Regions from separate parts of the Homo sapiens genome. Here regions 1, 2, 3 and 5 are each linked to region 4. The links are chromatin contacts, found by Hi-C or POLR2A ChIA-PET in ENCODE. All regions are on one chromosome and are shown on one strand. Each heading gives the region's core, a stretch centred on a gene start or an enhancer-like site at or near the end of the contact. The rest is flanking DNA. Distances are from core to core; before and after follow the strand shown. Region 1 holds the start of SLC25A39 (solute carrier family 25 member 39). Region 2 holds the start of FZD2 (frizzled class receptor 2). Region 3 has its middle 22 kb from the start of LINC01180. Region 4 holds the start of HEXIM2-AS1 (HEXIM2 antisense RNA 1). Region 5 holds the start of UBTF (upstream binding transcription factor).

The links. Hi-C counts contacts between places; a loop is a spot of excess contacts on that map. ChIA-PET counts read pairs that join two places held with the same protein, here RNA polymerase II (POLR2A). Pooled maps may share reads with other maps.
Region 1: a loop to region 4 is called in a map of naive thymus-derived CD4-positive, alpha-beta T cell, with 6 times the contacts of the local background. The contact joins the promoter of SLC25A39 here to the promoter of HEXIM2-AS1 in region 4. A Hi-C loop is called at or near these places in 1 of 168 maps with a recorded cell type or tissue (naive thymus-derived CD4-positive, alpha-beta T cell) and 3 of 50 pooled maps. POLR2A ChIA-PET finds 5 or more read pairs at or near these places in 3 of 52 experiments (H1, K562 and MCF 10A).
Region 2: a pooled map shows a loop between it and region 4 (5-fold over the local background). The contact joins the promoter of FZD2 here to the promoter of HEXIM2-AS1 in region 4. A Hi-C loop is called at or near these places in 4 of 50 pooled maps. POLR2A ChIA-PET finds 5 or more read pairs at or near these places in 2 of 52 experiments (PC-9 and activated B cell).
Region 3: a loop to region 4 is called in a pooled map, with 4 times the contacts of the local background. The contact joins the enhancer-like site here to the promoter of HEXIM2-AS1 in region 4. A Hi-C loop is called at or near these places in 1 of 50 pooled maps. POLR2A ChIA-PET finds 5 or more read pairs at or near these places in 2 of 52 experiments (OCI-LY7 and WTC11).
Region 5: a pooled map shows a loop between it and region 4 (7-fold over the local background). The contact joins the promoter of UBTF here to the promoter of HEXIM2-AS1 in region 4. A Hi-C loop is called at or near these places in 4 of 50 pooled maps. POLR2A ChIA-PET finds 5 or more read pairs at or near these places in 2 of 52 experiments (B cell and activated T-cell).

Annotation. Positions count from the first base shown.
Region 1 is chr17:44,322,184-44,326,789 of GRCh38, reverse strand. It overlaps SLC25A39 (solute carrier family 25 member 39), which reads left to right and starts at 1,967. Exons shown (of 12, transcript NM_001143780.3): 1 at 1,967-2,079; 2 at 3,213-3,312; 3 at 3,447-3,506; 4 at 3,938-3,982; 5 at 4,238-4,371. The coding sequence starts at 3,228. LOC124904009 (a long non-coding RNA gene) reads right to left here and starts at 1,337. Exons shown (of 2, transcript XR_007065768.1): 1 at 1,169-1,337. RefSeq lists enhancers at 885-934, 193-1,044, 1,115-1,174, 1,225-1,304, 1,465-1,654 and 1 more, a cis regulatory region at 1-220 and silencers at 1,755-2,184, 2,205-2,424.
Region 2 is chr17:44,555,117-44,559,526 of GRCh38, reverse strand. FZD2 (frizzled class receptor 2) reads right to left here and starts at 2,043. Exons shown (of 1, transcript NM_001466.4): 1 at 1-2,043. The coding sequence starts at 1,838. The coding sequence ends at 141. RefSeq lists silencers at 1,297-1,346, 1,592-1,838, 2,237-2,336 and enhancers at 833-1,793, 2,011-2,778, 2,779-3,548.
Region 3 is chr17:44,626,267-44,630,772 of GRCh38, reverse strand. No RefSeq gene overlaps it. Among named protein-coding and RNA genes, the nearest start is that of LINC01180, 22 kb to the left of the region's middle. RefSeq lists an enhancer at 1,919-2,078 and a silencer at 2,189-2,308. Within about 2 kb of position 2,057, at least 9 of the 41 ENCODE cell types and tissues checked have a DNase peak (open chromatin) inside an H3K27ac peak, as active enhancers do; they include OCI-LY7, where a contact is called at or near this core.
Region 4 is chr17:45,159,117-45,163,626 of GRCh38, reverse strand. It overlaps HEXIM2-AS1 (HEXIM2 antisense RNA 1), which reads left to right and starts at 2,089. Exons shown (of 3, transcript NR_186789.1): 1 at 2,089-2,166; 2 at 4,135-4,297. It overlaps HEXIM2 (HEXIM P-TEFb complex subunit 2), which reads right to left and starts at 1,752. Exons shown (of 4, transcript NM_001303441.2): 1 at 1,596-1,752; 2 at 992-1,139; 3 at 768-877. The coding sequence starts at 833. RefSeq lists enhancers at 1,513-1,642, 1,653-1,852, 1,270-1,885, 2,003-2,232, 1,886-2,501 and 1 more.
Region 5 is chr17:44,217,149-44,221,584 of GRCh38, reverse strand. UBTF (upstream binding transcription factor) reads left to right here and starts at 1,910. Exons shown (of 21, transcript NM_014233.4): 1 at 1,910-2,140; 2 at 3,289-3,413. The coding sequence starts at 3,356. The region is part of intron 1 of ATXN7L3-AS1 (ATXN7L3 antisense RNA 1); the gene reads right to left. RefSeq lists silencers at 474-693, 1,204-1,893, 2,020-2,184, 1,944-2,963, 3,014-3,183.

The sequences.
Region 1 (4,606 bases), core at 718-3,217, 840 kb after region 4:
TAGGACAAATAAGCAAGATAGCACAGAAGTTCTAAACGCGAAGTGGGTGGTGGGGCCTGGGGTACGGGGCTGCCCCGGGAAATAAAGTGTCTCCCTGACAAGCGGGATCGGAGAGGGCAGCGCTGGACTTAAGCCTTCCTGTCTCCCGGGGAGGCAGTGTGGAGCCCTGGGAAAAGCACCCGGCCGGTTCGAATCTCCGGCTCTTCACGTCGAGCCTCAGTTTCACTTTCTGTAAAACGGGGTAATCTATTTCTTTTTCAGACGGAGTTTCGCTCTTGTTGCCCAGGCTGGAGTGCAATGGCGCAGTCTCGGCTCACCGCAACCTCCGCCTTCCGGGTTTAAGCGATTCTCCTGCCTCAGCCTCTCGAGTGGCTGGGATTACTGGCATGCGCCACCACGCCCGGCTAATTTTTTGTATTTTTAGTAGAGACGAGGTTTCACCATGTTGGTCAGGCTGCTCTCGAACTCCTGACCTCTGGTGATCCGCCCGCCTCGGCCTCCAAAAAGGCTGGGATTACAGGCGTAAGCCACTGCGCCCGGCCTTTTTTTTTGAGACGGAGTGTTACTCTGTTGCCCAGGCTGGAATGCAGTGGTGCGATCTCGGCTCACTGCAACCTCCGCCGGCCGGGTTCAAGCGATTCTCCTGCCTCAGCCTCCCGAGTAGCTGGGATTACAGGCGCCAGCCATCATGCCCGGCTACTTTTGTATTTTTAGTAGAGACGGGGTTTCACCATGTTGGCCAGGCTGGTCTCGAACTCCTGACTTCAAGTGATCCGCCCGCCTCGGCCTCCTAAAGTGCTGGATTACAGGCGTGAGCCACCGCGCCCGGCCTGTGGTAATCTATTTCAACAATAACCTACTGCAAAGAGTTTTGAGACTCAGAAGAAATCACGATACGAGAGCAACCAACACCAAAACGTCGATGCCCTCCCGCACTCAGTGCTCTTCCTCTCCGCGCAGAGTCATTCCGGGCCTTAGGCGAGGTTGTGATTTGCCCAAGGTCACGCGAAGGTGGGATCTGGCTCCCCATGGCTCTCCCGTCTCCCCCGGCTTGCTCACGTCCCAGCCCGCCCGGCCCGGGCTGCAGCTCAGCTAACCCAGTGGCGCACACCCGCGCGGGGCCCTGTGGTTTACAAAGCGTTTTGCAGTTGCAGGCCTGTCCTGTAACCTGAAAAATGGGGGCGATGCTAAGGCCGGCGAGAGAAGTCGCCGCGAAGTTTTCAAGTCTCGGCGGGTAGCCCGGCAAGTAACTTCGTCGTTATTGTGTGGTCTCCCGGCGATCTCGAAGAACTCATTCTCACTGCCGCCGCCACGCACCTGAGGACACCGAGGAAGAGGGCCAGTGCGTCACCCTCGCCGTCCAGAAGGCGCTGGGGTTTCCAGTGCCGCGCGCGGCCGGGGCGGGGCTGGTGAAAATGCGCTGTTAAGGCCGGCGCGGCGGCTCACGCCTGGAATCCCAGCACTTTCGAAGACCGAGGTGGGCGGATCGCTTGAGCCCAGGAGTTCCAGACTAGCCTGGGCAAAATAGGGAGACAAAAATAAAAGTAACAAACCAGCCGGGCGTGGCGGCGCGCGCCTGTGGTCCCAGCTACTCCGGAGGCTGAGGCAGGAGGATCGCTTGAACCCGGGAGGTCAAGGCTGCAGTGAGCCTAGATCGCGCCACTGCCCTCCAGCCTCGGCGACAGAGCGAGGCTGAAAAAGATGCTGTCTAAAAAAAGATGCTGGAAGTGCGTGCTGCTGCCACGTTAAGCGCGACGTGGAGACCGCGAAGTTGGCCGGCAGCTCTCAGCGCTGGACAGGCATGGAACTCGCCCGCGCGGCCCCGTCAAGGGGGCGGGACCGTCGCAGGTCCGGGCGGAGACGCGAGTGGGCGGAGCCGGGGACACTCCGGGCTTGCGGCTGGTCGGCCCGCGGCGGGCGGGGCCTCGTGGCGCGGTGTAGGGGCGGGGCCCCCTTGGCTGCTTTCGGCGTCGGCCTAGGTGCGCTGCGAGCGCGCGCGGACCGCGCACAGGCGGCGGAGCCGGTATGGGCCCGCCTGACCCTGGGCGCCGCGCCGCACGAGCACCAGCCTAGAGCCAGGTAGGCGGCACTGGGCCGGGGCTGGGGGCGGAGACGGAAGCGGGGGTCTCCGGGCGGCCGTGCGAGCCAGGGCAGGTGCTGGGGCCGTCGAGCTGGCGTGGTCCCCCTCACCTGGCGGCTCTCCGCCGTTCGGGGCCGGGAGTGTCGCCGAGGGTCGGGGAGACGTCCTGGTCCTACGTTCCTACTTCCCGCTCTCCCGGCTGCGCCCCGGGCCTGCATTTTGGGGCGGGAACCCAGAGACTGCTCTTTCTCTCCGGGCCCCGGGTCTGGCCCGTCCGGCCGGGCGGGGAGGGCCGGGCATCCCAGCCCGCAGTCCTGAGGAGGCGACGGGCCCTTCTTGGTCACCGGATCTGTTTACACGTCACCCTCGATGCCCGGCCGTCCCTCCACGCCCAGTAACTTGGGCTCTCAGGTGCCTGCCCGGGGCCTTGGTGCTGGAGTGGGGGCTGTGGGGGCAGCACAGGTACTCTGATTTTGGGGCCACGAGGGCCAAATCCGCGCCTGCACGTAGGAGGTGCGCAGTGGACACGTGCGAGGTGGACGAGGGAAGGACCCTGGCTCCTACTGCATTCGAGCGATAGGTCTGGCACCCTAGCTTCCTTCGGAACCACTCCTGAGTGACCTTGGGCAGGCCACCTCGTCTCCCCGAGCCTTAGTTTTCCCCGGCGGAGGGGGGCGGACAGTCCCTGCTTTAGAGGTCATTGCCAGGGTTGTTGAGGCAACAGATGTTTCGAGGGCGGTGGATGAGGGTTGGGTTAAAGTCTCACAGTGGGCCGGGTGCGGTGGCTCACGCCTGTAATCCCAGTGCTTTGGGAGGCTGAGGCGGGCGGATCACGAGGTCAGGAGATCGAGATCATCTTGGCCAACATGGTGAAACCCTGTCTCTACTAAAAATGCAAAAATTAACTAGGCGTGGTGGTGCGCGCCTGTAGTCCCAGCTACTTGGGAGGCTGAAGCAAGAGAACCGCTTGAACGGGGGTGGATGTTGCAGTGAGCCAAGATGGTGCCACTGCACTCCAGCCTGGCAACAGTGCGCAGAGCGAGACGCCGTCTCAAAACAAAAGTCTCACAGTGGCCCAGCCTCCTTTCCTGCCATCCCTGGAGTTGTGGTCTGTTTGAGGTTTGGTTTTCAGGACTGAAGCTTCAAGATGGCTGACCAGGACCCTGCGGGCATCAGCCCCCTCCAGCAAATGGTGGCCTCAGGCACCGGGGCTGTGGTTACCTCTCTCTTCAGTAAGACCTAGGGGAGGTGGGGTGGGGGCGGGTGGGGATGGGGCAGACCGGAGATTGGAGGCTGTGTGGTCCTGGGGGAGGAGTCCTAGGGGTGGGGTCCTGAAAGGAGCCTTCAGACCCGCTTCCTCCCCCAGTGACACCCCTGGACGTGGTGAAGGTTCGCCTGCAGTCTCAGCGGCCCTCCATGGCCAGCGGTGAGTACCTGACCTGGAACTAGTGAGGGGTGGTGCCTGGGCAAAAGAAAGATCTCCCAGAGGCTGGCCGTGGTTTCTCATACCTGTAATCCCAGCGCTTTGGGAGGCTGAGGTGGGTGGATCACCTGAGATCAGGAGTTCAAGGCCAGCCTGGCCAACGTGGTGAAACTCTCTCACTACTAAAACTACAAAAATTAGCCGGGCTTGGTGGCATGCGCCTGTAGTCCCAGCTACCTGGGAGGCTGAGGCAGGAGAATCGCTTGAACCGGGAAGGTGGAGGTTGCAGTGAGCTGAGATTGTGCCACTATGCTCCAGGGTGGGCGACAGAGCAAGACTCCATCTCAAAAAATAAAATAAAAAGATCTCCCAGAGATGGGGTCCCTAGGGCGGGTGGGGGCTCTCCTGACTTGAGGGGCTGCCTTGTATTTTAGAGCTGATGCCTTCCTCCAGACTGTGGAGCCTCTCCTATACCAAATGTGAGTGCCCCAAGCCACAGGGAGCATGGGAGGGTGCAAGGGGGAGACAGTCCTTGTCCCTGTCCCCAGGGCACCAGTGGGCTCCACAGCCATGGACTAGCATATACTCCCAGGTCCTGCCAGCCAGTCCTGTGACCTGCACCAGAACATCCACACAGGGACCTGGCCTTTACTGGCCTTCCAGGGATAGGGGCCCACTGCCTCCCTGCAAGGTTCTAGGATCCTGTCATTATAATGCCCCCTGCCTTTCCCCAGTGCCCTCCTCTCTCCAATCCACAGGGAAGTGCCTCCTGTATTGCAATGGTGTCCTGGAGCCTCTGTACCTGTGCCCAAATGGTGCCCGCTGTGCCACCTGGTTTCAAGACCCTACCCGCTTCACTGGCACCATGGTGAGGAGCAGCTGGGTCCGTAGGGATTCGTCGGTGTCCGTGAGGAGTTCGGTCTGGCTGGGCAGCAGACCCAGGAGTAAAGGGATTGGGCAAGGCACGCAGAGGTAGCCGGTTCCGTCAGGAAGTGCTTCCGGAGAAGGCAGTACCTCCATGGGGTGTTTGTTTTCTTTTAGACAGAGTCTCGCTCTGTCACCCAGGCTGGAGTGCGGTGGTGTGATCTCAGCTCACTGCAACC
Region 2 (4,410 bases), core at 794-3,293, 600 kb after region 4:
AGAGAGTTCTCTTTTAAAAAGCAACCTAAAAGTGAAATGGTTTCGATCGTTTTTTATTTAAAAAAATAAAATACGGAGTCTGTAGGGGCCCCACCCCGGGCGGAGGAAAGCGCCGCGCGGTTCCGGCCTGGGGGCGTCCCTCACACGGTGGTCTCACCGTGTCGGCTGTTGGTGAGGCGAGTGTAGAACTTCCTCCACGAGTGCAGCGTCTTGCCCGACCAGATCCAGAAGCCCGACGTGATGCCCACGATGAGCGTCATGAGGTATTTGATCATGTAGACCGTGAAGTCGGGCGACATGCGCGGCGTGTAGTGCGCCGGGCACGGGATGGCCAGGCTCTTGCAGTGCTGGCTCACCCACGAGCGCTCCCAGTGCTCGCGGAAGGCCTGCTCGTAGAAGTAGCAAGCGATGACGATGGTGGCGGGCACTGTGTAGAGCACGGAGAAGACGCCGATGCGCACCATGAGCCGCTCCAGCTTTTCGGTCTTGGTGCCGTCGTGCTTCATGATGGTGCGGATGCGGAAGAGCGACACGAAGCCGGCCAGGAGGAAGGACGTGCCGATGAACAGGTACACGAAGAGCGGCGCTAGCACGAAGCCCCGCAGCGGGTCCAGGCTGTTGAGGCCTACGAAGCACACGCCGCTCAGCAGGTCGCCGTCGATCTGGCCCATGGCCAGGATGGTGATGGTCTTGACGGCCGGCACGGCCCAGGCGGCCAGGTGGAAGTACTGAGAGTTGGCCTCGATGGCCTCGTGGCCCCACTTCATGCCGGCTGCCAGGAACCAGGTGAGCGACAGGATGACCCACCAGATGGAGCTGGCCATGCTGAAGAAGTAGAGCATCATGAAGAGGATGGTGCAGCCCTCCTTCTTGGTGCCCTGCACCACCGTGCGGTAACCGTCCTCGGAGAAGCGCTCGTTGCACACCACGCGCTCCTGGAGCACGAAGCCCGCGATGTAGGCCACCGACACCATGGTGTAGCAGCCCGACAGAAAAATGATAGGCCGCTCTGGGTAGCGGAAGCGCTGCATGTCTACCAAGTACGTGGTGACAGTGAAGAAGGTGGAAGCGCAGCACAGCACCGACCAGGTGAGGATCCAGAGGCGCGCGAAACGCGTCTCCTCCTGTGAGAAGAACATGGAACCATCGGGCCGCGCAGGTTCGCAGGGCGCAGCACAATCACGCTCGCCCAGAAACTTGTAGCTGAGATAGGATGGCACCTTGAGGACGCGCGGGCAGTGGAAGGGGTGCTCCAGCGTGGCGTAGCGCGGGGGAGCGCCGCCGCCGCCCGGGCCACCCGGGGTGCCCCCGGCACCCGGCTGCAGTCCCGGCGGCGGCGCGGTGGTGAGTAGCGCGGGAGCTCCGTCCTCGGAGTGGTTCTGGCCGACGCAGATCTGCTCGGCGCCGTGGCGCGGGAAGTGCTCGCAGCGCAGGCGCTCGGGCCACTGAAAACCGAACTTGTTCATGAGGGCTTCGCAGCCCTGGCGCGCGCGCTCACAGATAGAGCGGCACGGCGGGATGGCCTGTTCCAGCACGGTGCACACGGGTGCGTACATGGAGCACAGGAAGAAGCGCAGTTCGGGCGAGCACTGCACCTTCACCAGCGGATAGAACTGGTGCACCTCTAGGCCTGCGTCCTCCTGGTTCGTGTGGCCCAGAAGGTTGGGCATGATGGTCTGGTTGTAGGCGATGTCCGTGCACAGCGGGATGGAGATGGGCTGGCAGAAGCCGTGGTCCGGGATGGAGATGCCCTTCTCCCCGTGGAACTGGGCCGGCCCGGCGGCGGGCAGCAGCAGCAGCGGCAGCAGCAGGCGGGGCAGGGCGCTGCGGGGCCGCATGCTGGCCGCCGCCCCCCACCCGGCTCCTTGGCGCCCCCCCCGCCCCCGCCCCCAACCCGGAGACTGCGCTTCTTCCCCGCCGCCTCCTCGCTGCGGCTGCCGCCTCCCGCGCCTCTTTGCAAACTTTACTCGCGGCCGCAGAGTTGGGGAGGCCGGGCGGGGGAGGGGGCGGTGCGCCTGCCCGCTTGCTTGCCGCGGTCGGACTGAGCAGCCGGAGACACCGCGCGCTGCTGCCCTCTCTCCTCTTCCTCCTCCTCTCGCCTCTCAGCTCCCCCTCTCCCCTCCCTTCTGCACCCAGCGACTTCTTTGTGCCTCCTCCAGCCCTCACCTCGGCCTCTCCGATCCCAATTAGTCGGTTTCAAGGGGGCCCCCGCTGGCGGCCCCGCCCTCTCCTCAGCCCCCCAAAAAAGGGATCCTTGAAACCGCCCCGTCGAGCTCTAAGCACCAACCCAAAATGTGCTCTCGGCCAATCAGATTTAAACCCGAGGACCAGGCCCGAGGGCTGGATTGGTCGACCACAACATAATGAGATCAGAAACCAGATGCCAACAAAACTTTCCCCCCCTTTTGCTTTTTAAAGAGACAAGCTATTATTATATTAAGGGCTGTTTGCCCAGCCCGGGATTTCTCCGGAGTTGCCGCGGCGAGATCGGGGGACACTACTCGACCCTGGCTCACTCCTCTTCCCGGGCCGAGGTGCTCTGCCGGGTGGGGACTCTTTAAACCCTTGCCCCCGCCCCCGATCCTCGAACCCCACCTATTCCTAGTCCAATTTTTCAAATCGAGTGAAAAATCTCAAATTTAAAAATTAAAACAGACTTTAAAAAAACTAACAATTTACAAAGACCTTTTCTGTCCGCTCTTTCTGGAGCCCAGGCGAAAGTTTCACTTCACTTTACACGTAGATCCCTCGCCCTCCCCCTCCACACACCCTTAAAAAACCCTCTGAAAAATGGGATCCTGTCTCTTTAAGAGACTCTTAAAGGGACCAGGACTCCGAGGCGTAATTGCCCCGTAGCCAACACAAAGGAGCCCATTATGGTTCTTTGTGTTCGGTGGCACCTCAAAGTGAGAAAACTCAGGAACTCGGAGGCCCGGAGCTGGAGGGTTGGGGCGGGGGGCTTGGAGGGAGCGAGGGAAAGGAGAATGGCCCGGAGCTGCGGCTTCTCCCTCCCGCTTCTTCTGCGGCAAATCTTAATTGTGCAAAGTAAAGTTTAGTTGCCCTAAGGAGGAGGTCTTAATCGAAAGTTAATGGTGGGGGGCGGGGGGTGACGGGCAATTTTGAGTGAAGGGACGACTCTCTTAGGCCTGACGAACGTTTGAGGGAATTTTCCTTCTGCCTCCCCACCTCTACCTCCGCCCCCTAAAAGCTTCCAGATCCCGTCTCCAGGGCGAGAGGGGAGTTTTACCCAAATCTTAAGTGGTTCCACACCAGAGAGGGGTGGCGTGTGTGACGCGGGAGGAAACTGGGGGGTTGTGGTGAATTATCCCCTCCACATCTCTCACCTGGTAAGGGGTGGGGTGTGGCCAGCAGGGTTCCTGCTACTTTTAGAATTTTTCTTTTCCCTTCTAGGATTTTAAATTTGGAAAGGGGTCGAGGAGGAATTTGCATGTAAATCTCCTGGGCCTGATACTGGATGATGGATCAATTATTTTCTGTTGTCTCTCCCGAGGGACAGGGGAAAGGGGGGACTTAAAAAGAAGAAAGAAAATTGAGTTTAGAAAGCCCCTTTGCTTCACAGTATGGGCCAAATCCTCACAGTCTGGTGAAATGTTTCTTGCTCCAATATAGAAAAGAATTGTTTTAAACAACAACAGCAGAAGAAGAAAAATAACAAAAAGAGGAAAGGAGTAGGGAGAAGGAAAAAATATTCTAAGTAGATGGATACAAAGGGATCCAGGTTTGACAGGATTCAAAAAAAAATTTTTTTTTCCTGATCGAATGAATGATATAAAGATGTTCCGGTTTCTTACAACTTGAAAATGTTCCTTATTACATCCTGGGGAATTTGCCTTTTCCCTACACCAGGATGAAAATTTTCCTTCAAAATTGGGGCATGAGTGGGTGTCGAGGGGGATATGCCTTTTTTTGTGCATCCCATTTCCAGCCCACCCATCTCTATTCCACCAGCAAGCCCATTTTCTCTCAGAGCAGTCTAAGGATGGGAATGTTGTGCTCTCTCTGCTCCATTTGAGCCTGAGCTTTTGATCCTCAGATCTCCTGCCTAGTCCATCTCAAAGCATCTTGAGAGCCGGTACCAAACATGGAAGCTGAGCAGTGGAAACAAAAATGAATGACAGGCTCCTATACCCCATTCAGGAAGCTCGCAGTCCGATAGGAAATTGAGAGCAAATCTCCAATGTAAACGCAGCATCTTCAATTTCCTTCCATGACAAACCCGTTTTCCTGGCCTAGGGCCAGGTCTGAATGACAGTTATCCCCTCCCAGCCACCCCAAGGCAGATGGGGAGCTGGGGAGCTGGAAACAGGAAATAGAGGACATTCTTCCATTCACTCAGGCAACCTTTCATTCCTTCAACACACTTTTTTTCTTATTTCAAACCACCATAAT
Region 3 (4,506 bases), core at 808-3,307, 530 kb after region 4:
CAGCCTAGGCAACATGGCGAGCCCCCTTCTTTACAAAAAATACAAAAATTAACGGGGTGTGGTGGTGTGCACCTGCAGTCCCAGCTACTCACTCAGGAGGCTGAGGTGGGAGGATGGCTTGAGCCTGGGGGGCAGAGGTTGCAGTGAGCTGAGATCGCACCACTGCACTCCAGCCTGGGCAACATAACAAGACCCTGTCTCAAAAAAAATTTTTTTTTCTTATCTGCTTTAAAAAAGGGGGAGGAATTTATAACATCTTTACTACCTACTTGTATGGCTTTTGTGACATCATGGTTCCAGTTTGCCAAAAACTATTAAACCATTATTGTAATTTAGCTGCATAATAAAGACTTTGAGGAGGGTAATAAGTGATGAAAATGACCACATTAGGGCAAATAGGTTGACAATTTATAAAATGGCTTTAAGACTTTTCCTTCAAGGGGATGTTAGTGTAAGCACTAACATCAGTAACTGGTTTTTGTTAGGTGATCCTTATCAGCCCAGCCTCCTAGGTCACAGTCATTCAGTCAATAGCGTCACTTTTAGATGACTTGCATGCAGGAACCCAGCCCCTGGTGCTACATATGAGTATGTTTGGGAGTGGGGTAGTGGTGGGGATATGGAGCACTGGGACGATGAGCAAGAAAACTAAATGCTAGAAGGATGCTTAGAAATAATTATGTCCAGTTTCCTCCTTCTCCAAGATTAGAAAACTGTTAGCTAGGCACCGTGGCTCATGCCTGTAACCCCAGTGCTTTGGGAAGCTGAGAGGGGAGGATGGCTTGAGGTCAGGAGTTTGAGACCAGCCTGGGCAACATGGAGAAAGCCCTGTCTCTACCAAAACAACTTTTTTAAAAAATTTTTTTTGGACAGGGTCTCACTCCATTGCCCAGGATGAAATGCACTGGCCTGACCACTGCTCACTGCAGCCTGGACTTCCTGAGCTCAGGTGTTCTCCCACCTCAGCCTCCTGAGTAGCTGAGACTACAGACGTGTGCCATGGCCGGCTAATTTTTTCTGTATTTTTTGTAGCGATGGGGTTTCACCATGTTGCCCAGGCTGGCCTCTAACTCCTAACCTCAAGTGATCCTCCTGTCATGGCCTCCCAAAGTGCTAGTGAAATGGGAAGAGTTCCCTTGTCCCCCTTGCAGGGCATACGATAGGGGTGTGGCTCGCTTCTTCAGTGCCCCGCTGCTCAAACTTCTAGGGGAGACATACAGACAGGCAGGCTGTGGGGCTCCGGCCCTACCGCAGTGTCTAAGAGTGAATGCTTACAGCTCCTGGCGCCCCAGTGGGCGCGTGTTACAGGGTGCTCTTTCAGCTTTGCTGTCGATAAGTGGCTTGTCTTACCAGCTCAATTAGACTTCTTCCTTGGCGCAGAGACCGAGAACAGAGGGCTTTCTGTATCCCGGGGTTCTTCCCTTGGTGTACCAGAATCGGATCACATGTGGGCTTGGAGTATGAGTGCAAGGTTTTATTGAGTGGAAGTCGCTCTCAGAATATGGGACAGCCAGAAGGTAAATGGTTGTCGCCTAGGAATCAGGCCGCTCGGTGGCCCGCGCTCTCCTCTGACTGCCTCAGCCAAACTCTGTGTTGCTCTGCCTGATCAGTGGCCTGCCAGCATGCCGGTGCCTATCAGTGCGTTCCTCTCAACGCCTAGCCAATGTGTGTGCCTCCGCTGACGTGCTCCTCCTCAACATCCAGCGGCTTGGCTTGGCTTTCCTTGGGGGGGGTAGATCTCGGGTTTTTATAGGCACAGGATGGGGGCGTGGCAGGACAGGGTGGACTTGGGAAACGCAACATTTGGGCAGGAAAACAAAAATGCCTGTCCTCACCTAGGTCCGTGGGGGTGGAGCCCTAGCCAAGGACTACGCCCTCCTGTACCCAGCACTTCCGTTACCCCTTTCTGTATCATTTAAAGGCACCACACACTTCCCTTCCTAGCACTTACGTATCAGTTTCAACAGAAGAGAATGATTTCCTGGGTTCTCAGTTTTTCTCCCTGACTCGGGGTACCAGCCCAGTGTCTAAAGGCTCTTCGGGGTGGCGGTGGGCCGTGTTTTTCTTTCTCTCTCTCCTCTGATTGGGACAGAAATGTCTTACTCGCCTGAGTGAGCAGGGCACACAAGCAGGCGGGCTCTCTCTCCGGCCGGCTTTGAAGCCGACTAATTAGGGCTTGGGCTGTCACAGCTGGCTTCCCCTGCGCCTCCCCTGACCCTGCCCCTGCCGCTGCCCCTGCCTCCCAGCCTGAGAGCTCCTCCCCTGCTGCCTTGTCTTCCACGGCCGACTGGTGGCTCTGCCAAGCCATCCGGCAAGGCCCTGGGATCTGAGGCCTGGAAGGGCCAAGGCAAAAGCAACCGAGAAGGGACAAGATGAGGCGTGGGACATGGAGCGAGCCCACAGACCACGGGGTTTCTAGAGGACTGCCTCTTTCTGGAACCCCTCATTCATAAGGAAGCCTGGAAGAGAGCCGCCTGGGCTAGGGACTGAGCCGTGGGCCCTTTATTTGAAAGCCAAAGCTTTCCGAAGGCTCCAGCCTCTCAGCCTGGCCCTTATAATTAGCCCCAATCAAAGTGTTTATGTCAGGGCCTACTGCGGAACTCAGGGCCCCATGATTTCATTCCAAACCTGGGGGGAGGAGAGGGGAGTGAGAGGGACTTGTGTTGGTACAAAGAAAACAGAGGGATGGGTAAGAAAGTTGGTGAGTGAAGAGGAGGCCGTCCTGGAGCAGGGAGGACAATCAGCCTCCGTTTGGCCATCAGCACAGGGGTCAGGAATCCACCTAGAGGAGCTGGTGCCCCAGCATCCTGACCTGGGCCCGGCCTGCCTGCCTTCTGGGCAGGCTCTGTGGGTGGGTGGGCTTGTGCCAATCGGAAATGGCTCGGATATAATTAACCCAACTAATCACCAGCCTCAGCCCTGTGGGAGGGGAGGGCACAGCCCATAGCCACGGCCCCCCCAGGAAGCTCCCATCTCCCCATGCTCCCTCCTCTGACTGGGGCCTGGGGTGTTCCAGGCTCTGCAGCTGCTTTGGATGGTAGAATCAGAGGGCGGGCAGGGAAGGGATGTGGGAAGAGACATGTTGCTTATTCTTATCTCTGGCCTCAAGGGGGATGTGACCGGAGGGAGTGTGCCTGAGTGTCTGAGCTGGCAAGGGTGGGTGGGGGGTGACTGAAGGGATTGTGGGGGAGGGCTTGGAGAGAGACTCCCAGCCATGGCTCCCAGGTGGCACTGGCTGTGTCCCACACTCAGTTAGCACTGCCCTCCTGTCTAGCCCTCCCGGGGAACTCTCCCGAGTGGGATACAGCTTGTAGGGAATTCTGTGTACTGGGTTTCGTGTCCTGGGCAGGGCAGGTGGAGTGTGGCATCTGAGTTCATATCTCCCTTGCGAACAGTCCTGCGAGGCCTCCAAGGGGTATCCCAACACCCTTCCTCCCTCAGCAAGTGAAGCTTTCCAGGATCTGGACCTGGCTCCTCTCTCCAGTTTCACTTCTCTGCACTTCTGGGCTCCGGCCTCGGGACTCTCACCTTCTCAGACCAACCATACCAGTGGCCTGAATGCTCTTCCCTTCCTCTGATCTGAACATTAACTACCAGTAGCCTCAGAACTTGCCTCAGGTCAGGTGGCCCCTCTGCCGTCAACCACACCTGTCCAACCCTCTGACACCCTCTGTCCCTAGCATCGTGTTCTCACTTGCCAGAGCACGTCACATTCTTTTTAGTTATTTGTTGCCTTTCTTCAGTGTGACCTCCTTAAGGAAAGTCTGTGTTTGGTGTGTCTTTTATCTCTGTATATCAGAACCTAGCAAGATGCCTGGCGCATATGGGTGCCCAAGATCATAGGCTCAGGAGCCAGGCTACCAGGGCTTGAATTCTGCCTCAGCCATGGCTAGCTGTTGACCTTGAGCAAGTTCATTCACCTCTCTGTATTATGTGTAAATGAGGATAGTAATTAATTGTACCTACCATGTAACTAGTTTGAGGATTAAATTAAATAAAGTGTTTAAAACAATGTTCACCACATAGTAAACACTTAGTAAAGTCTTGCTGGGCTTATTCATTCATGTGTTGGCTCAGTGGATGTGTCTTTAGTACTTACCATGAGTTAGGCACTTGCTAAGCTCAAAAGAGGCACAAATGCAGTCCCTGCCACATGCAACTTCCTATCATTGAATGAATACATGGATAAGTATTTGGTGTGGTACTTGTAGGTTTGTTATATGTTTTGTTAAACAAACTCATATAAATGTTTGAGAATGTGTCCAGCTCAAATATTGAATAATTATGTATCTATTTGGATGGCATAAAACAAGCAATGAAGTGGGGGTAATCCCCTATAAACCTGACAGATGAGCCGGACGTGGTGGCTCATGCCTGTAATCCCAGCACTTTGGGAGGCCAAGACGGGCAGATCATGAGGTCAAGAGATTAAGACCATCCTGACCAACATGGTGAAACTTTGTCTCTACTAAAAATACAAAAATGATCTGGGTATGGTGGCGTGCA
Region 4 (4,510 bases), core at 840-3,339:
ATTGCCTGCCTGGGTCCATTCCAAATTATGAACCAAAAACTCTTCTTCCTGCTTCAGACTTGGTTCTTAGCCTGGACAAAATGTAAACATTCAACCCAGTCCCTCCATGCCCTCTTTGGACTTGAGGTCAAGGCAATGTTCTGTTGTCAGAAGGCCCTAAGTTTAAACCCTGGGTCTGTTGCTTGTAGATAGCATGATTCTGGAACAGGTATTTCAGGTCTCAGAACCTTAGCTTCTGGGAATTGGAAATAATTCCTACCTGAAAGGGTTACTAGGATTTTTTTTTTTTTTTTTTTTTTTTGAGACGGAGTCTCGCTCTGACGCCCAGGCTGGAGTGCAATTGCGAGATCTTGGCTCACTGCAACCTCCGACCCCTGGGTTCAAGCGATTCTCCTGCCTCAACCTCCCAAGTAGCTGGGATCACAGGCATGCGCCACCACTATGCCAGGCTAATTTTGCATTTTCAGTACAGCCAGGGTTTTGCCATGTTGGTCAGGCTGGTCTCGAACTCCTGACCTCAGGTGATCCACCCACCTAGGCCTCCCAAAGTGCTGGGATTACAGGTGTGAGCCACCGCACCCGGCCAGTTACTAAGATTTCATCAGCTAGCATAGACTGGGATTCCGGCCTATTGCCTAGTGCATAGTACTGATTCGTCAAAATACTGGTTTTCCAAATCTACCAACACATCTGGGACAAGAAGTTTGGATCTCAGCTGTGGGACCCGTGCTCGTGGTGCTTGGGTGGGCAGGAGGGCAGGGACTTACCTTGGCCTCCTCCAGGGCCACTGGTGACTCTGCATTACAGGCGGTCTGGTTCGGAGTGGCCATCATCTTCTGTTCCAAATCTTTCAGCAGACGCCTGGAACTAGTGACACCTGCTTTGAACAACAACAGAAACCTAAATCCTGAAGGAACGTCAGGAATACTCTGGCTGCCCAGAATTGTTTGCCCAGGCAGTGGCAGCCATTTTGTACCCCAGCCCTTCATACCCTTATTCTCAAATGCAGGCCCCGAAGGCTGCCTCCACCGCTGGTTTTCACACCTCCAGCCAGCAAGGGGCCAAATGGGATTCAGGGGCCGTCTTCTCTGTCCTGCTCCTCGGGTCCCTCACCAGGACTCATGTCCTGTACTGTCCTCCTGGAAGTCACCGAGGCCCAGGTTGGCAGCCAGGAAGCCAGGTGTAAGTTTTGTTTCCCCAACCACCAAAGGGGCAAAGGAGGACTGCCTGGGGAGGCTGGGAGTGCAGCGGGGCTGCTGCTGCCACGGGAGAACATGGAGCAAGCTCACGAGTCCTTCCCCACTGTCTCCAGTGGCCCCAATCTTGATGCAGCCCTGCACCCCCAACCTTCTCCCCAAGCTGGGCTCCAAAGGCCAGAAGCACAGCTGGGACCTGGGCCAGCCTAGTGCTGAGGACTTTTCCTCTAAGGTCCTGGCCTGCCTCCCTCCTTCCTCTCAGAAAGGGAAACAGGAGAAAAGGGGAAAGAGGTCTTTGCACTACATGCAGCTGGGAGGGAAACCCAACTAGGATAAGGATGGATTTCTTGGAAGAAGGGAGACAGTCATGGAAAGAGGTTTTGCAAAGGTGGAACTGACCTATTCGCTGTCAAGGGCTATGCACACCACTACATCTGTGTGCCTTTCTGTGCGACTGCCTGTCGGTGCAATTCCCAACGCCTGAGCCCTACCTCTTGCTGCAGTTGCAGCAGCTCTGGTCAAGCCGCTCAGGCCACTAAGATGGGGGGGAAGAGAGAGCCTGGACGCGCGGTGCCTGCTGGGGATTGTAGTTCTTCTGGCCTGAAAAGCGATCCAAGGGCCTGTAACGTCAACAGCCACACCCGAGACTCCAAAACCCATCTACCCTTGCGCGGGGGCAGACCGCGCGCGCATCACTGCCTTCTTTGATTGGTCAAGCCTTCTGCCAATATTCTCGCTTTTTTGGCAACGATTAGCTGTGAGGAGGCACAACTGGACCCGCCTTCTCCGAACTCAATTAAAGAGTTCATTGATGGCGTTAATCTTTACGGGGCAGAAAATAGATCCGGCTAAGGTGGGCGGGGCAGCAGGCGCGGAGGGATCCTTGGCCTTTGAGGAAGGCGACGAGAAGCTCGGCGGCCATCGCCGCCATTTTGGGCTGGGAGGAGGCAGCGGAGGGACTCGCTGCGCAGTGAGAGCACCCCGTGGGGGGTGGTCCGGGCGCGGGGAGAGGCCGGGCCGAGTGGGCTACCTGAAGTGGCGGCGCCGGGAGACGGCGGGAAGTGGGACCGGGGGCCAGGGAGGGTGAAGGTTGGAGTCTCCTCGGCCGAGCCCGGTCCTCAAACCGTCCCGGCAGCCCCGCAGCCTCGCCTCTCACAGAGTGCGGGGTTCTTCGGTAATTACCGCGTGTTTCCCGAGACCCCAGAAGGGGAGAGGCTGGTGAAACGGCTTCCCTCTGCGGTCTTTCCACAGGGGCGCGGATCCTGAGGCCGAGCTCTGCCAGCTTCCCTCCCCACCCCCATTCGGCCTGGGTATGGCGGCGAGGCCCCGCACAGAGGGACTCCCACTTCGACTGGAGAGGTGGGGGCGACGCCAGATTCCAGAGGCTGGCGCCGCGGGGGAGGGCGGAGGTCGCAGGTCTGGCCACAAGTCGGCGTGGCAGTCAGCTGGAGGCTCCGAGAGCGGAGATCCCAGTGCACCCACCTTACCTCGCTTACACCAAAGCGCCATCTCGCCGCCCGGGTTGCGAAAAACCACGACCCTCTTAAACTACTGTAGCAACCACTAATTCCCCCTGGGAGCAGCTAGAGAGGGGCACTTGGAAACCTTCACGAGCTCGGTGCCTGAAGGTCTCTGAGGCTCTTGCCCTCAAGATCTCTCCCATTCAGCCCCGATTCTCCGGACAACCTGACCTAGCATGTCGCCAGCCTCTTGGTGAAACGCCTAAAGTGTGCTGCCCCACTTCTCTTGAAAGTTTACACCGAAGGGATGAGGTTTTGCCCTTTACAGGGTTGGGGCACAAAGTCGGAGTCGCTGCGGCTCCGAAATAGAAACGGAGTTGCCCATTTCGTATGCTTCATCAACATCTGCTTGCATTTTGAAATCCTAGTCTTAACTTTTACACAACTTTTAGAGAAATGGCTGCCCTCCTAGAGGGAAAAACGAACTACAGTAATTCCAATTCCAATGTAATCTTTGTAAGACTACAAAATCTTTCCAGTTTAAAGATTTTTCTTTTCCCACAGACTAAACAAAGTCAGAGTATTTTGTGTTCTACTGGTGCATTGTTACTAGGTAACCTCAATTTTTTGAAATTCCAAGTAATTGAAGGATCACTTTTGTAGATCCTAAATGCTACCAAAAAAGAAACCAGTTTTTATCTACTTCATATGTATAGCGTTTAAGAGATGAGGAGACCTGCTTTGAAAGAATAAACTCTTAACCTTACATTATAGCTGTAGCAGCTTCTTAAAGATTGAAGTTTGATGTGAAGTTCTTTTATTGAATTGCAGGTTAAACCATCTTACTTCCTACTGCTTGAAATCTAAATCCAGAGAGATTTGTGGCTCAAGGATATCTTCAAATAAAAGTTTTATTGCTAAAATGTCAGTTAAAATTATGCCTAGGTAGGTGCTGAAGTAGGAGAGGCTTTGACGTAGCAGAGTGACTGGCAGTGAATTTTGTGGGTACCTTGTGATGAGTCTTATTATCAGTTACAAATGGTCAAAACATGCCTAAGCCTTCAGCCTTACTAAAAGTTTAACAGAACTTGGCCTGGCGCGGTGGCTCACACCTGTAATCCCAGCCCTTTGGGAGGTGGAGGCGGGTGGATCACCTGAGGTCAGGAGTTTGAGACCAACCTGGCCAACATGGTGAAGCCCCTTCTCTACTAAAAATACAAAATTAGCCGGGTGTGGAGTTGCGTGCCTGTAATCCCAGCTACTCGGGAGGCTGAGGCAGGAGAATCGCTTGAACCCAGGAGGCAGAGTTTGCCATGAGCCTCTCACCGTTGCACTCCAGCCTGGGTGACAGAGTAAGACTCTGTCTCAAAAAAAAAAAAAAGTTTTCCAGAACTGAAGTTCTGCTCCTCCTATTAATAATTTTTCTTCAGTTGGAGTGACAACTCCATAGCATTAACTTTTTTCCCTCTGCTCCCCAGATGTTTTACAACTGGATTACAAAATAGGATCATCATTGACTAGGGTCCTCAATCCAAAACTGGAACCACTTACTCCTAACTGAAGCTTCAGTACACTTGATGCCTACTGTGGTTTGATTTTTTACCTACATATGACATGTTCGCTCTACACTGATCAAGAGATGTGAGTTTAAAAAAGCTAACTAACTTGGTAGGACTTAAATAGTCATAGGAACAGAAAAGGCTTTTAAAGACGATCTTTGTGGGTCTTCTGTCAAGAATTTAATGGAGGATCCTAGACACTTGGGATTCATCCTCCATTATGAAGTAATCTAGTGAAATTTTTGGATGCTACTGAGTGGCAAATACTGTACCAGCAGCAGAAATTTGTTACTCA
Region 5 (4,436 bases), core at 661-3,160, 940 kb after region 4:
GGAGAGAAGCAGGAGGCAGGAGGCAGCGGGGATGGAGCAATGGGAGCGGGAAGCAGGCAGGTTTCCTTGCAAATCCCCCTCCGGCCTCACGCCGTCTCGCCGGCCCCGGCAGGGGAGCGAGGACCCCGGCGAACAGATGGAGGAGTGGAGCTCGCTCTAGGCAGCTGGGCTTGGCCGGAGAATGGAGGAGCCACCAAGCGACCGGCTGATTGGAAGAGAAACGCAGAGCGATGGAGGCGGGGTAGGAGGACGATTTCTCTGCGGGGACTGGCGGCGGCGTACACGCCCGGGTCGGGCGCTGCAGAGCTTGGCTGGCTTTCAACCCGCGCTCGCCGGCTCCAGCCCCGCGCGCCCCCACCCCTAGCCCTCCCGGCGGCTCCGCAGGTGAGTGCGAGCTGGGGGCAGAAATATCCAAAAGTCTCAACATGCCCGCCCTGCAAAAAGAAAAAAAAAAGACGAAAACCATTTTTCTTTAAAAAAAAAAAATTTTTTTTGTGCAACCCCTAGAGCAGTGGGAGGGAAGGGGTGAGGCTGAGCCGCCCGGAGGAGGCGGAGGGGCCAGGCGAGGCCGGGGTGGCCCGGGAGGCGGCGGCGCCGAGGCGGCTCTGACGGGCAAGCGCTCGGAGCGGCGCTGCGCTGCGCCGAGGCGGGCGGGCGGGCGGGCGGAGCGGGGCGGGCGGAGCGCGGCGCGTGGGGCTCGCCATTAGCCGTCGCTCCGCTTCGCCATCTCGGGCTTTGTCTGGCGACTCGCTGCCCCGGCGTCGGCTGCAGCGGAGCTGCGGCTCGACTGTTCGGCCCGCCGTGCTCCCAGGTGCCCCCGGCCTGCGCTCCCATCCACACGCTCGGTAAGTGAGCCCGGGAGCCGCGGATTTCGGGGGAGAGGGGTTGCTACGAGTGGCGGCGGCGCCGATCTTCATGCGCCCGGGCAGGCCTGGAGAACCATGCCGGGCTGGATTGAACCGGCTCCCACAGCGGCCCCTCCGCCGGAGCCCGTCGTTCCCTTGCCGTTTCCGGGGTGTAAAGAGCAACGGGGATTTTTTTTTTTTAATGCAGAGGTTTTAGTTTTCGGGTTTTTTTTTAAGTTTCGTATGTGCCGTTCGGCAAGGAGAGGACCGCGAGGTAGGCACCGAAGCTGGACGCCGCGATCGGCGTGCGTGCGCCCCAAACCAGCGGCCACGCTCCGGGGGATGAGGGTGGGCGCGGACCGCTCGCTCCGGGAGGCGGGAGAGAGCTGGCCTGGAAGCCCTAGTCTGAGCTGGGAGAACTTGGGGGAGAGCTCCGGAGCAGGGCTGTGGGCGCCCCCCGAGCCTCCCCGGACGCCGGGGGCACCTCCGGGCACCCTCTCCGCGGCCGCACCTCGGCCCTCCCTCGCCGGCGAAGCCTGCTAGTTCCCCCGCGGGTCTGGCGAGGTCGCTCTCGGCGCCCGCCCGCCCGCCTAGGCTCCGAGCCCCGCCGCCATCCGGGCGGCTGCGTGTCTCCCTGCCCCGGCCCCCCCCCCCTTCCCCGGCGGCGGCAGCAGCAGCAGCAGCAGCCGCCGCCGCCGCCAGCACCACCACCACCACCCCCCTCCCCTCCTTCCTTCCCTCCGCCTCGGCCGCCCGGGTCCCCCCAGCTCCCGCCCCTCCTCCCAGCTGCCCCCCGCGGAGCCCGCCCGGGCAGGCTGTGGGAGGGAGCGGAGCCGGCGAGGCGGGCGGGCTGGCGCTCGCTCCCCGGGGGTCGGTGTGCGCTCTACGGGGAAGGACGCGCTCGCTGCCCCGCTTCTCCCGCCCCCCCTCCCGCTCCTCCTCCTCCCTTCTCCCTCCTCCTCCCCGCTCCGGCGGCTGAGGCTGCGGCGGCGGCGGGGGGTGTGCGAGCTGAGGCCGGGGCCGGCGGCGGGCGGGCTGCCTGCAGGCGGAGGGCGCTGTGCTTTGTGCTTTTCGCCGCGAGGAGCAGCAGGCAGCAGCCACAGCCGCCGCCGCCGCCGCCGCCGCCACAGCAGCAGCAGCCGCCGCCCCAGCGCCGCCGCCTCGCCCGGAGGAGGAGCCGCTGCCGCCGCGGGAGGGAGCTGCGGCTGTGCCCGGCCGAGCGGGGGAGGGCGCCGCCACTCAGAGCCAGGGAGGGAGCCGCTGGAGCGGGAAGCCCGGAGGCCGCGCTGCGCCGGGTAACCGAGGCGGCTGAGGACGCGCGCTGGGGTCGGGGCCGGACGGCGGGAGCGAACCGCGGGGTGCGGTGGGCGCCCAGCGGGGACCCGAAGCGACCACCGAGCAGGCGACCGGGCGCGAGCAGACCAGGGCACTTGGGAGGACGCCGAGAGCCGGGGGAGGGGAAGGCAGGAAGCGAGGCCTGAGCCGAGCCCCGGCCGCTGGCGGAGGAGCCCGCGCTTCTCGGAGCCGGCAGGCGCAGTTCTCCCCGGCCGCCGGAGGGGGCGGCGGGGCCGGTGAGCGCTGCGCCCCCGCCTCCCGGCCGCCGTCCTCCCGCCCTCTCCTTGGCTCGGCTCCCCGGAGGCCGGGGCGGGGGCGCCGGCGGGGCTGGGCCGCAGGCTCGGGGGAGGAGGCGGCGGTTCCCGCCGCGGTCGCGCCTCTGTGCCGGGCTCCTCCGTGCGCGTCGGGGTGGCTGGGCGGTGGCGGCGCCTCTGGCCGGGGTGGGTGGCTCGGGGGCGGGGGGCAGGCTAGGCCGCTTCTCTCCGGCTGCTTGCCCGCCTGTGCGGGCGGGGACGGCGAAGGGAGCCCGGGAGGGGGGAGCGGCGGGAATCCGGATCCGGTCCCCGGGGGCGGTGCGGCCGCTCCGCTCCGGGGCTGGCGGCGGCTGCGCTGCGTCCGGGTCCCCGCCGGGTTGCGGAGGCGGGGGGAACCGGCCGGGGGGAGGCGGGAGGAGGAGACTGGGGCGCGTGCCCGCTTCCGTGGCCGCGCGCGCCCTTTACCCGCCCTTCCTCTTCCCCCGCCCTCCAGCCTGGGGCCTCCCCGGGGCGGGCGCTCCGAGGAGGAGGAGATTTTTTCTTTTTTTTTTTTTTTGGCTGGGGTTGGGAAGCGGGGCGGAGGGCGGGCGCTCGCTGCACGCGGGAGCTAGGAGCAGGCCCTCGCGTGGCCAGGGGAGGGCGCGCGCCGCGGAGCCGGGCTGCAGGGGCTGGGGGAGGGGGTCACGAGGAAGAGGAGGGGCGCACTCCCATTCCCATAGACCCCTTAAGTCTAATAAGGTCATGGCTGAGTCTCTCAGAGTGTGGACCTGCCCCCTTCTACTCTGGGCGGTTAGAAAGTCGTTAGTCGTTCACCTCTCAGCCTTCCTGAGTGGGAACTGGTATGTCTTCCAAAGGGTGAGGTGGCTTTGACCCCGGGTTGCCCGGCCAGCACGACCGAGGAGGTGGCTGGACAGCTGGAGGATGAACGGAGAAGCCGACTGCCCCACAGACCTGGAAATGGCCGCCCCCAAAGGCCAAGGTAGGGGCATCCACCCCCGGCCCTCTGAAACTTAAACCCTCTTTCCCTCGTGGCTGCGGGGCTCACTCCCTTCTTCAAGGGCTTTTTCAGTCTGCATACACTGAACTGGGGGAGAAAGTGCCTTGAGTATTTATGAATCAAGCATCTCCCACACTTGGGGTTTGGCTGAATCCAAATTATTTGGCCTGGAGTGGCTCACCTCCCCTCTCTCCCTGTCCCTCACCCTCTGTGTTAGAGGAGGCCTGCCTTCTGGGGTTCCCATTCAGCCTGAAGTGTGTCCCAGCCCAGTGTCCTGGAATGGGAGGAAGGATGAGTGTAGAGGAAGGGTCAGGAAGGGGTTGGGGAAGGCTTCTCAGGCTTTTTAGGAAGACCATGAGGCTTTTGTAGAGGCAGGTGGAGAAAAGGGCTGTTTTGGTGGTTTTAGGCCCCAAGCCATGGGATATATGTACTCAACTAGATCTCTGCCTCATTCAGCAGTGATCCAGTCTAGATGGGGATAGAGAGTAGGATGAAGCTGGACAGCTGGCCATGCTTGTGGGACATTGAGGGGAGAGGGGATTATGGGTCCACGTGGCCCATTCTGCAGAATCTCTGGCCCAGGTTACCAGATGCAAATGAAAATGGAGAGCCCTTTTGACTTCTGGCCTTGGGTGGCTATTCTCCCAGCCCATCCACAGTGGCCTAGAGCTCTCTGGGGCTGCATTTCAGTGGCTGAAAAATAACTGTTCCAGACCTGTTCTTGCTTCCCTGGGTAGTTGGGCTGACAAGACAGCTTGTAATTCTGGGGGTTCTCCCTGGAGCAGGGCCCTGAGAGTTTCTGTGCACCTGCCTACCTTGCCTCAGAGCTGCCCTGTATCCTGCTTCTGCTTCTGTTTCCTTTTTCTTATTTGCCAGAAATTCTCCCTTGATCTGCTTTAAGGGGCTAGGGGGTGGTGGGTGTCTCTAACATTGGTTTCCAGCTGTGCAGGAGAGACATCTGCATGGATTTTCCTTACTGTCCACACCCCATTCTCAGTCGTTGCA